Regions from separate parts of the Homo sapiens genome. Here all the other regions are linked to region 4. A link is a contact called in ENCODE Hi-C data. All regions are on one chromosome and are shown on one strand. Each heading gives the region's core, a stretch centred on a gene start or an enhancer-like site at or near the end of the contact. The rest is flanking DNA. Distances are from core to core; before and after follow the strand shown. Region 1 holds the start of ABRACL (ABRA C-terminal like). Region 2 holds the start of AHI1-DT (AHI1 divergent transcript). Region 3 holds the start of CCDC28A-AS1 (CCDC28A antisense RNA 1). Region 4 holds the start of IFNGR1 (interferon gamma receptor 1).

What was found. Hi-C counts contacts between places; a loop is a spot of excess contacts on that map. Pooled maps may share reads with other maps.
Region 1: a map of CD8-positive, alpha-beta T cell shows a loop between it and region 4 (9-fold over the local background). The contact joins the promoter of ABRACL here to the promoter of IFNGR1 in region 4. A Hi-C loop is called at or near these places in 1 of 168 maps with a recorded cell type or tissue (CD8-positive, alpha-beta T cell), 1 of 37 single-sample maps with no recorded cell type and 6 of 50 pooled maps.
Region 2: a loop to region 4 is called in a map of ascending aorta, with 3 times the contacts of the local background. The contact joins the promoter of AHI1-DT here to the promoter of IFNGR1 in region 4. A Hi-C loop is called at or near these places in 2 of 168 maps with a recorded cell type or tissue (ascending aorta and vagina) and 15 of 50 pooled maps.
Region 3: a loop to region 4 is called in a map of CD8-positive, alpha-beta T cell, with 22 times the contacts of the local background. The contact joins the promoter of CCDC28A-AS1 here to the promoter of IFNGR1 in region 4. A Hi-C loop is called at or near these places in 4 of 168 maps with a recorded cell type or tissue (CD4-positive, alpha-beta T cell, CD8-positive, alpha-beta T cell and naive thymus-derived CD4-positive, alpha-beta T cell), 1 of 37 single-sample maps with no recorded cell type and 15 of 50 pooled maps.

What each region holds. Positions count from the first base shown.
Region 1 is chr6:139,027,319-139,030,018 of GRCh38, reverse strand. ABRACL (ABRA C-terminal like) reads right to left here and starts at 1,274. Exons shown (of 3, transcript NM_021243.3): 1 at 1,144-1,274. RefSeq lists silencers at 81-271, 321-690, 951-1,110 and enhancers at 1-310, 133-427.
Region 2 is chr6:135,496,521-135,499,220 of GRCh38, reverse strand. AHI1-DT (AHI1 divergent transcript) reads right to left here and starts at 1,420. Exons shown (of 6, transcript NR_152842.1): 1 at 1,221-1,420; 2 at 704-817. AHI1 (Abelson helper integration site 1) reads left to right here and starts at 1,481. Exons shown (of 29, transcript NM_001134831.2): 1 at 1,481-1,638; 2 at 1,972-2,033. RefSeq lists silencers at 1,141-1,360, 1,711-1,770.
Region 3 is chr6:138,772,439-138,775,138 of GRCh38, reverse strand. CCDC28A-AS1 (CCDC28A antisense RNA 1) reads left to right here and starts at 1,436. Exons shown (of 3, transcript NR_161205.1): 1 at 1,436-1,624. It overlaps CCDC28A (coiled-coil domain containing 28A), which reads right to left and starts at 1,370. Exons shown (of 6, transcript NM_015439.3): 1 at 1,237-1,370. RefSeq lists enhancers at 1,058-1,117, 1,478-1,537, 1,558-1,607, 971-1,644, 1,645-2,319.
Region 4 is chr6:137,218,019-137,220,718 of GRCh38, reverse strand. It overlaps IFNGR1 (interferon gamma receptor 1), which reads left to right and starts at 1,334. Exons shown (of 7, transcript NM_000416.3): 1 at 1,334-1,476. The coding sequence starts at 1,392. RefSeq lists enhancers at 864-1,113, 964-1,694 and silencers at 1,154-1,383, 1,424-1,643, 2,104-2,153.

The DNA.
Region 1 (2,700 bases), core at 25-2,524, 1.8 Mb before region 4:
TTTCGGCTTTGTGCGTGGGAAACACAAAGGAAGCGGAAAGTCGGAGGACTGGGCAGAACCCGAAACTCACCACCAATACACACTTTAGAATGTATTTAAGGACCCTCAGGGCATTGTTATTTTTCAAAAGTTTGGAGGCAATGCATGGAGATTTTCTAATATCCAAGGAAATAAAGCCTACTGGAATAGGTATGTCCGGAATCAGGAACCAACTTTACACACTCGGGCTGGGCACGTTTTCCCAGCCCTTCTTCGCAATCGCGGACAAGCAGCTGGTGCGGGTCAAAGGGTGACTGGGCTCCTTACTCCCTCCGGTCTGGGGCGCGCTCACTCCATATTTGGCCATTCTGCTACCAGCTTGGGGTTCTGCCTGGTAGAGGTCCCCTAACCCCGTGCCCTGCAGCCCATCATCACACGGTCACCGCCGGCACCAGTGCAGGGCTGGGGAGCGCGGGGCTGGGCCCCCCGTGGCGGGGCGGCACCGCTGGCGCCCGGGAAGGGCCGCGTCCCGGAAGTCTTTGTCTCCGCAGCTCCCGGCCCGGCGCCGCGGGTCTGCCTCCCCCGTGGCCCGGGCGCCCCGAAGCGCCGCGAGAGCGAGCACCCAACCCGGGCGACGAAAACGGACCCTGCCCCGGGCTCCACGAGCCCCTGGTGTCCCCTCACGACTCTGCACCCCCTGATCTGGAGCGCACAGAGCCGCACCCACCTCCGGCGCTGCAGAGTCCACTGCCCTGAGGCCACCACGTTCCTCGGGGCAGCCTCTCCTCTCGCCCCCAGCCCTTCCCCACCCAGCTCTGCAGAACTGGCTCCTGAACCACCGCCAAGTGCAAAGCCGACACGTCGCACCGCGGTAAAAATCGTTCCATTTCTGCCGGCTTCCCAGTCCGCCCCCGGCCGGCGAAACGTCACGTGAGCCGAGTGCGGAAGTCGACCCGAGAGGTGGGGGCGTGGGCGGCGCGCGCCCCACGGGACCCCAACCCGCGAGGTCTCGGCCCAGCCGGTCGCAGCTTCCGCGCGCCCTGAGCCCCCTCCCGGCCCCCTCCTGACCCGACTCTCACCGCAGCCCGCGGTGCCCGGCGGCGCACCACGGACACCCAGTCCATCCCTGCTACCTAAGCCACATCTGCCCGGGCGCTCACGCACCTCTCTGCGCGGTTTTCCTTCCCGCCGGAGAACTGGCGCCGCGTGGGTCTGGACCCGGTTACCTTCTTCAGTGCACTGGGGAGGGTGAGGCCAAGGAAGGAAGTGGCTGAGGCAAAGAGAAAGACGGCTGTGGAGGAGGAGGAGCAGGGTAGGGGGAAAAGTAAGTGTTTCTGCGCTCAAGAAAGGGGCCGCCCACACTCCCAGGGACAAGCCTATGAGGAGGAAACTCAGGGGAGGAGACGTCCAAGAAAGGGGCTGACTGCAGACAGGTGAAGCGCCCTGGGCTCCTAGGAAAACGGGCCCAGAGCCTGGATTACCTCACTTTTCCACCGTGCTACTCAGAGCCAAGGATCCCAGGATCTGCATCTGATCCTGGGCGTCGATTTCCTGATGGATTTCTCTCCCAACGTAAGAAACAAAGCGCCCTCAAATTGCTGAAGGCTGCTAGAAAGAACGTGGCATTCATGGGTTCCGGATGCCGGGGGCCTCCAGAAAACTACGACTCATGACTTAAAAATGGCTTAATTCGCAAAACAAAATGCAATCTTGAAAGCCAATTTGTCAGACTGCAAAGAAATTTTACTTGGACATAGATAGTTGTTGACCCTGGGTCAGTATCGGTTTCTTCCCTTGTTCATTCATTATTTCATACATTTAACTTCATAATTCAATTTATTCATGCTCCCTTTGTTTTAGTCACTGTTATTTTAATATATGCGTGTGTGAGAGAGAGATGCTTACCGTACCCAGAGAGTCCTTTTGGAAAGGAAACAGTTACCCAAACTATTTCTAGAGCAGGGGTTGCACAAATAACTACAAAAAACGTTCCTTACCCCCTCCCCACCCCCAGCCCAGCTAATTTAAATTAAGAGTGATCGCGTGACCCAAGAGCGCACAATCCGTGATGTAGTCATCATCCTGTGAGGTGACCTGGAGCAAACAGTTCTCATCAAACACGGACTCTGATAGTTAGTAAGCCAATCAGACACTCCCTTGGAAATGGAAAGTGGAGAATGCAGAGACGGAGCTGTCTGATGTAAGAGAAAGGTTGGAGCTAAGAGAGGGTAAGGCAGAAGGGGCCAAAATGGGCTTCGGATGCAAAACATTTGAGTAAGCAGAAACCAGGAGAATGTAGCAGCAGGTTGGGTGGAGGCACAAGTGGTAGAAGCCAGTCAAAGACAAGCTGAGACCAAGTGATGGAAGGAGAGCAACAAAGACCTGCTTCCCAGGGGCATGTGAGTGTTCAGTTCCCTGGGGCTGCACTGGATCCATCCACTTCCCACGCTTCATTCTAGTCTTTACGGTGAATACCTGTCTCCTGGGTGTGACTGAAGGAGTCTCTGTTCTGTAATCTTCAACAAAGGTCTGATTCTTCTAAGTGTCTCATGGCAGATAAAGTTTAAGGTGACTCCAAGATCTTTTCAGACCTATTTTTTTCTTTTACTTGTTTTATATTGTTACCAAAATGATTGAGGCCTATTTTTTTCTCACCAAAAGAAAGGTGAGAAGTTATAGTTTATATCTTTCACAGTCGACATAAGGCAAAAAATATATAAT
Region 2 (2,700 bases), core at 171-2,670, 1.7 Mb after region 4:
ATTCAAAGGATGGACAACATTTGGCTGTGATGCAGGAGTGTAAAAGGAGGAATTTTCAGGAAGAGAGGACAATATGAGTAAGGACGGGGCGTGAAAGGCTATGGATTGTTTTTCATGGTACACATAATTCAATGTTGCATAAAACTGCATGGTACACATGATTCAATATTGCATAAAATTGGAACAAGAAGCTAACGAGAGATGAAACTAGTCAGGGAGATGGAGAATCTTGTATCCTAGGCAAAGTAATCATTTTCTCTTACAGATTGCCTTTCAAAAATTTTCAGCAGGAGAGTGCCATTATCCGATTTACATTTTTAGTCAGGTCATTCTGATAGCAGTGTGGAGAATTTAAGAGTCAAACTGGAGTCAGAGAACTGGTAAAGGGCCCATCTGAGGAAGTTAAAAAGAGAGAATGGATATGCTTTGGCATAAGATGCATTTAGGATACTCTACTGTTCTTACTAAAACACTGGGAGGATTGTGGTGGCTTACAGCAAGATAGAAATCTAGGAGAGTATGTTTAGAACGGAAAGTTGAACAGCTCAGTTCGGTACGCATTGGATTAGTAATCTTTCTCGTTGCTTCCTCACAGGATTTAGGGAAGCACAAGACATATAGTTTGTAAGGTGTGGCAATGTCAGTAAGAATGGAAAAGCTGGCCTCCATAAACTCTTACTGTACAAATGAAGCAACAGCTTACAGCGGGTGGCTGTAGGTACAGGAAATGGCCTGTATTCACGAGTGTATTCACGAGTCCACGAGTAGCGCATCTAGTATTTTTCCAGCCCTGGTGACTCAGAGCTGAAGATGGCGCCTGTGGCAGAAATCAGAAAAGTGGGAGGGAGCATTAGGTGTAGAAAAGGATGGCGTTTTAACTTTTGTTTTGTTTTTCACACACAGGGAGATAGCTCTAAAGGAACAGTGGATAATTTTTTCTTAAAATTTTGTCTGTAGTACAACTTCATTTTCCACGCCTTAAAACCATGTTTTCTTTTGTGGGCGCGATCGCGTGGGGAGTGACAAATCTGTTTCTTTGCCTCATTCATTCATTTTCTTATTCTGGGCGGCTTCCATGACAGCCTCCCCAGTTTTCCTTTGCCCAGTCAGTTTTTCCCTGCGCTAGCTACAATTCTAAGGCGAAAAGAGCATTTTCGGAGGTGAGGGCGGGGAAAACTCAAGACTCTGTAGGGGCACCCGCGCATTTCCGGGTCCCTTACCGCTCCGAGTGGAGGAGACTGTTCCCGCTCGCGTGGCCGGGGAGGCGGGAGCCCCCTAAGTTCCCTGAAGCTCGCGCCCGCCTGCGGCCTGAGGGCCCCCGGGCAGGCGCCGCACGGCCCCTCCTCCTGGAAGAAGGCGGTGGAGGCGCGGGGACGGGGCCGCGGTCTTCGCCTAGAGCGCGGGACGCATCGGTCGCCATGGGAACGGCGGCGTAGGCAGGCGCTGACGTCAGCAGGCGGCGCGCTGTCCGCACTGCGGCACAGAGCCGCGGCTTGCTTTCAGGACACGGGTCGCTGGCGGGTTAGGTGGCTGCGTGGCCGCCTCACTTCGCGCACGCGCCGCTAGGCTGGGGGAGTTGATTTGCACTGCTCCGGGTGTCGGCTCCGGCGGGACGGGCGGTTCTGCGTACCCCTCTCCGTGAGTACATCATGGGTGCGCTGGTGGCGGGAGCGCGGGCCGGGGTGCTCGGCCTGCCCGGCCCTCTCCTGGGCGGCGTGTCGGGGCTGCTGGAGTCCGAGAGCGCGGAGGCTGATAGCGTAGTGACCGACGAGCGTGGGCCGGGTGTCCCGGGGGAATGCGATTTCTGAGAGTCCTCACCGTACTTTTGCGCTTCTTTCACTGGTCTCCGTGTCCCCGGAGAGTTGAGCATGGTGCTCTGATAGAGAATTCAATCTTTGCCTTTCCTACTCCCGATTCTTATTTAAATGCTTTTAAATCAGATGTGTACTGAGTGTGTTTATTTCCTTTTAGAGTGTCAACCTGGGGCTGAATCTTCAACCTGTCAAAGCCTTCTTAATTATGTCTGAGAAAAGGTGATCAATTTGTTATATTTATAAGAGCCAAATTATATTAATAGGGTTGTTTCGAGATGCATAAAAATAGAACAAAAATGTAGACCATTTAAGAATCCTTATCAAAGGTTGTGCTGCGTTTAGCATTCCTGTAAAAACATCTATTGTGAAAATAAAGCTTTCCCCTTTCTTTTGAGAAAGAGATGCCAACGATTTTTTCACCTGTTGCATTAACAGTTGCTGTTACTGCTTGGGCGTTAGGAGGAAGATTGCTTCTTATGAGTACTCTGGGAAATTTTTTAAAGAATGCTTGAAAGAAATTCAAATACCAAAAGTGTTTTTAAACCATACCTAGAATCTTGTTTATGAGGAATAATATTTATGAAGTTAGAATCTTGTTTACTTATGAAGAATCTTGTTGATTTATTCATTGAATTTTGTATACAGGATTTTTGTTTGTCTTTTTTTCCCTTGCGATAACATTTGGTTAAGGAGCGAATTATCAAGCCTCTCAGTTTTTTCTCCCAATGATATTGAGCCACATATTGGCTGATAATCAGGTTGTCTGTAAAATAAAATGAGATGAAATGTAATCCATTTAATTTTCCTGTGTAATATCTCTTAGACGCTCCTGTGAAAGGGTTTGTGAGGGAGAAGTTGTAAAATAATGGAATATATAAGAATCAGA
Region 3 (2,700 bases), core at 187-2,686, 1.6 Mb before region 4:
TGAAACCCCGTCTCTACTAAAAATACAAAAAATTAGCCGGGAGTGGTGGCGGGCGCCTGTAGTCCCAGCTACTCAGGAGGCTGAGGCAGGACAATGGCATGAACCCGGGAGGCGGAGCTTGCCCTGAGCCGAGATGGTGCCACTGCGACAGAGCGAGACTCCGTCTCAAAAACAAAACAAAACAAAACAAAACAAAACAAAAAAACCCCTTCCATACTTTATTTGTGCATAGTGTTAAATTTTTCTTAACTTCATTATTTCATATATCATAAGATGAATTTATATGGCTATCTCTACCTCATCAGGTTGTAAATTGCCTTCTAGAAACATTAGGCCGTTTTTGGCATGCTGTGTTTAATTTAGGCATGCCATGACCATTCAAAAAGATTCAAACCCATTGCTGTCGCTTAAAATAATTATTTGATGAATTCAATAAATTTTTCTTTTTCCTTTTGCCTGGACTTAGTGCCACTGGCACTGGAATTTAAACCACTGAGCTTAAATTGGCTGACGCTAGACAATTACAACTGGAGCTACAATACTGCCAAAGAAGAGGCTTTCTGGGAAAGGCTCCAATGCCCAGTCTCTAATCCCAGATACCACTGGGTGTCAATCCACTTAAACCTTGGCTAACAATTTTTCTTTTAAGAAGCATTTTTTGTAACAGAACAATAATTCTGGTGTTGTTTCAACATGCAACACAAATTAAATGAGAGTTTGAAAGATGACTGAATAGAGACGATTAGTTCTCTGAAGAGGCAAGGATCTGTAAAAATGTATGATACGCATAAACACGCTGGCCTGAAATTTAACGATGCTAATACACACTTGGTGGTACAAGAAAAAAAAATCTAGGAAGTAAAGCAATGCAAATAAACCAGTGGTGGTCTAAACCACAATATTCTGCGGAGCCAGCACTCGCGATTTCCTCGTTTTTGGAAAATTACATCTGTCACAAGAGCACTGAAACCCTTCCTGTATATCAAACAGCAAAGAATGTTTTAGAGAAGGCATAATAAGTAAACTGCTCATAGTTACTTATTCACACAGTGGTTTTAAGTGCCAGGTCTTGCCTCCAAGCAGTACCACTGGGCATCCCTCTTGACATCACCTCATTCCCCTTCCCCAATCTACCGAAGCGATGACCCTTCACCGCCCAGTACCCAGCAGTGACCAGAGTGGTGGGAAGGGCCTAAAGGGGCAGGTTGCGGAGGTTCCTTTGCTTCCACTACATACCTGAAGAAGAAGGGTATTGGGGCCCCCTTCCGCAACCCGCAAAGACCCGACAGCCTCAGAAGCCACCGCCGCAGCCACAAGCAGAGCCCCGGTCACATCCCGGGACCCGCTCCTCCGCAGCTCCGTTTGTTTACGGAAGTGACGTAAGAGGTACAGCCTCCATGCCCCAAGCGGAAGCCCCGCCTTTTCCTGCTCCCCCAGTGTCGCTCTTGGCTCCGCCCTCGGCATTTCATTGCTTCCCCTGTCCTTCCTTTAGCTGTAACTCCGGCGGGCGTGTTGGGTGTGTCGTTTTAGGCTCTGTGACCCAGGAGCAAGACGCAATAAGCGGGTGCAGTGGAGGTAGAAACGGGAAATGCAGTACCCTTTCCGGAAGCTACTCCGCCCCTCGGTGAGTGTTAGATTCCCCCCCCGAACTACAATTCCCAGAATGCTGTTCGAGCATGCCCGAAGGCGGAACCAGAGTGTCGCCATGCAACTGTTCCTTGGTTGTTTCCGATTGGTTGCCCGGACTTCTCGCGGCTAAACTAATTTTGGCTCCAAGGCGGCGTGAAGAGTGTGATTCTGTTCAGCGACCGTGATTCTGTTCAGCGACCATGATGTTGAGCCCCTAATTGAGAGTCTGTTACCACTATTAATAGCTACTCTGTTCGGGCCCTACACATAACGGTGTATCTAAACCTCTCTACAATTTTATGGGTAGGTGTTATACTCTCTGTTTTACAAATGGGGAATTTGAGGCTCAGAAAGGCTAATTGATGCAGGTGTCTCTCTGTCGTCAAAGATAGTTCTACTTCCACTATACTTAAAGCCTCTGGAGAAGGAATTGCAGGCTGAGAGAAAGAGATCTATCTTAAATGAGGGAAGAAATGCACGTTTCATTGCCTGGTCTGGGTAGCCTTCCCGGTGTTGGAGTGGGAGGTGGGAAGGTTTTAGATTCACAGGTCCTTAGATTGAAGGGACTCTGGAGGAACACCACATAGCACCCCCCGCATTAGCTAATGGGGAAACCATATCTAGAGATTGTATCCATGCCAGAAAAGGCAGAGCAAAGACAACCCCAGTCTCTTGGCTTCTAGGATAGGATGTTCTTCCGCCACCCGCCATTTAAAAAAAAAAAACAAAACTATTGAAATGTTAAAAAAAAAAAGCACAGAATAAACAACGCACCCACTATCCAGAACGAACAGATTTATGAATGAAAGAAATGGAGCATTACAGATAAAGAAGGTGTTCCCTATTCTCAGTCCCATTCTACTACCACCCTCAGAGAGGCAACCAGGATCATGAATTTGATATGTATCTTGCCAATCTAGGTTTCTATATTTAAACTATTACTATGTATTATAAACAATATGTAGAATGGTTTGGGGCATTTGAAGTTTTACATGAATGCTATTATATTTTGTGTATTGATCTGCAACTTGATTTTTTCACCAAATTCTGTGTTTTTGAGAGCTATCCACA
Region 4 (2,700 bases), core at 85-2,584:
CGGTAAAGATCAGTTATTTATCCTTGCATCCTTACAACGACTAGAAGGTGTCTTTCATATAGTGGACATCAGAAACACATCAAAGGAAATATTCTCCCTAAACTTAGTCTAGATTGAGCTAAATTCTTCTGATTCAAAGTGTGGTCCTGTTGAAAGGGGCACCAGCATCCCCTGTGCATTTTGTCCGAAATACAAAATCTCAAGACCCAACCTGAATTAGAACTACTGAATCCAAATCTGCATTTTATCAAGATCCCCAGATGGTTCACATGTATGTTGAAGTTTGAGAAGTACTGAGCTAAGAGATTTATTAATACAAGTAAAATGATCTGGCTGATAATACCTCTAGTTTATATAGTGTCTTTATAAGGATTTTCCCTCTTTAAAAATTTTCCTTAACACTAGTAATCATGCAGTCTTTCACTCAACAAATACTAATTGAGTGCCAAGTAAAGATGTCAGCTCTACGGAGCTTACATTTTAGAAGGAGAAGAAAACAAATATCAAGGTGTATATTATAGTGTACAGCAAGGTGAAAAGTGCCATGAAAAAACAGTAGGGCGGGGTAAGGAGGAGGAGAAGGTGTGTTGCAATTTAAAATTTTTAACAAAAGTTCATGATACTCAGAGAATTGAAACAGGTGAGATCATTAGACATTCGCATGTTTGAGCACAAGCGCTGAAGGACTTAGCAATGTGGCTGCAGTGGAATAGGAGAGATGCAAAATAACAGACAAACCCAGAGAGGTAAGAGAGCAGACCTCTTCATGAGAGGCTGCCTGATAAACTGATTTGACACTGAATTGCTGAGAAGGTAATGCAAATAGTTTTTTTCTCCAAGAACAAAGTAGTTCTTGGTCAAGCCGATTTGATTTGGGCTGTGGGAATCTGCACAAACCATTTCACTAGCTAAGTCTCAGGTTCCTCAAATGAAAAAGCAGGGACTGGAAATGGCTTTTGAAGTCTCATTCTCTTCTAAAAATGTCAGGCTCCAAGACAACCAGGTGAAGTCCAAGAGTTAGTAAAATAAGGATTGTGGCTCGGCTGTGGCCTAATGCAAACTTGCACAACCCCAGGAAACCGAAAAAAACTGGAAGAAGAATTGCAGAATGGGGTGCCAGGTTGAAAGACCTTAACCTTTGCACTCAAATTCCTCCCACACCCAGAAGTCCAGGTCCCGACCGCACGACGCCGTGCTCACTGCTGGGTGCTGCGCCTGAGTCCGCCTCCTGCGGCTTCCCGGACTTGACCCCGCCCACGCCCTGGTCCCGCCTCCTGCCGACGCCGGCACAGACCCCGGTGACGGAAGTGACGTAAGGCCGGGGCTGGAGGGCAGTGCTGGGCTGGTCCCGCAGGCGCTCGGGGTTGGAGCCAGCGACCGTCGGTAGCAGCATGGCTCTCCTCTTTCTCCTACCCCTTGTCATGCAGGGTGTGAGCAGGGCTGAGATGGGCACCGCGGATCTGGGGCCGTCCTCAGGTACCGTCGTTCGCGGCAGGGCTGCGGCCGGGTCGGGACGAGAGGGAGGGAGGGATCCGCCCCAGCCGGGAAGCCCCGCCCCGCTTCTCCGAGGTCGCCCTAGCCCGGGACCCCTGCGTCGGGCCCTGAGCGGGCGACGGGGACGCGAGGTGGGGTCGCGAGACTGGGGCTCCGTGGTTTGAACTCGTCGGTTGCCTTTCTCCTGCCTCTTCCCTGGTTGCCGCCACAACAAATCACGCCGCTTGTTTTTCCGACTCTTGTAATCCACTTTTAAATACGATTATGCGCTGCAGAAGGACGTTGCTGGTCAATGTGGGACAGCGTGGTCTCAAAGATTATAATATCGTCTTCTTACTGTACCTTTTTTTATGGTTAGATACGCAGATACTCACTAGTATGCTACGGTTGCCTGCAGTGTTCAGTGCAGTGACAGGCTGTACAGGTTCATGACCTAAGAGCAGTAGGCTGTGTCATCTGGGTTTGTCTGGGTTTCTACTGCCCGAAGAAATTGCCTAAGGGGACATTTCTCCATTTCTCAGAACGGATCTCCATCGTTAAGTGACGCATGACTGTGAGTGTCCTGATCAGCATGTGGCATCGTGGTCTCAGTTCGTGGCTTAAATACTTCTTTCTTAGCGGGGGTGGGGGGGGGGACTCAAAGTGCTTAGGGTAGGAAAGTATGCATTATGTCGCCAGCTGAGAAGTAAGTGGCAGCTGAGAAGTAAGTGGCAGTCCGTCTTAGGTCTCAGTCTGGAAGTGGTGGATTGCCGGCACTCACTAGCAGATTTGGCAGTAGGTCTCTTCGTACGGGTTTGTTCTTCGGAGCATTTTATTTCCACCTGCTTATTGACATTTCCTAGAAAACAAATGTTGAGGGTGGCTTTTCTGAAGTGCAGAGTAATTGTGATTACGAGCTCCAGAGAAAACAGTAAACCTTTTCAATTCAGTTTTCTTTTTTTTATTATGATTTATGATTCATAGGGACTTTGAAAGGTCCACGTTTTGGTTCTGTGTTCACAACAATCTTCTGGAGTAGGCGTTATTTGTCTCTCTCTTTATGGACGAGAAATTGAGTTACGGAGAGGCCTGCCCAACTGGCAGAGAGGTCATAGCCACTCAGTGGGGAGCTGCTCAATTTGGCTCCAGAGTCCAAGTTCTTAACTGCTCTTCTAGGCTCTAGTCAGTCATCCACATGGGCAGTTGCAGTACTTTGCGGTAAGAGCT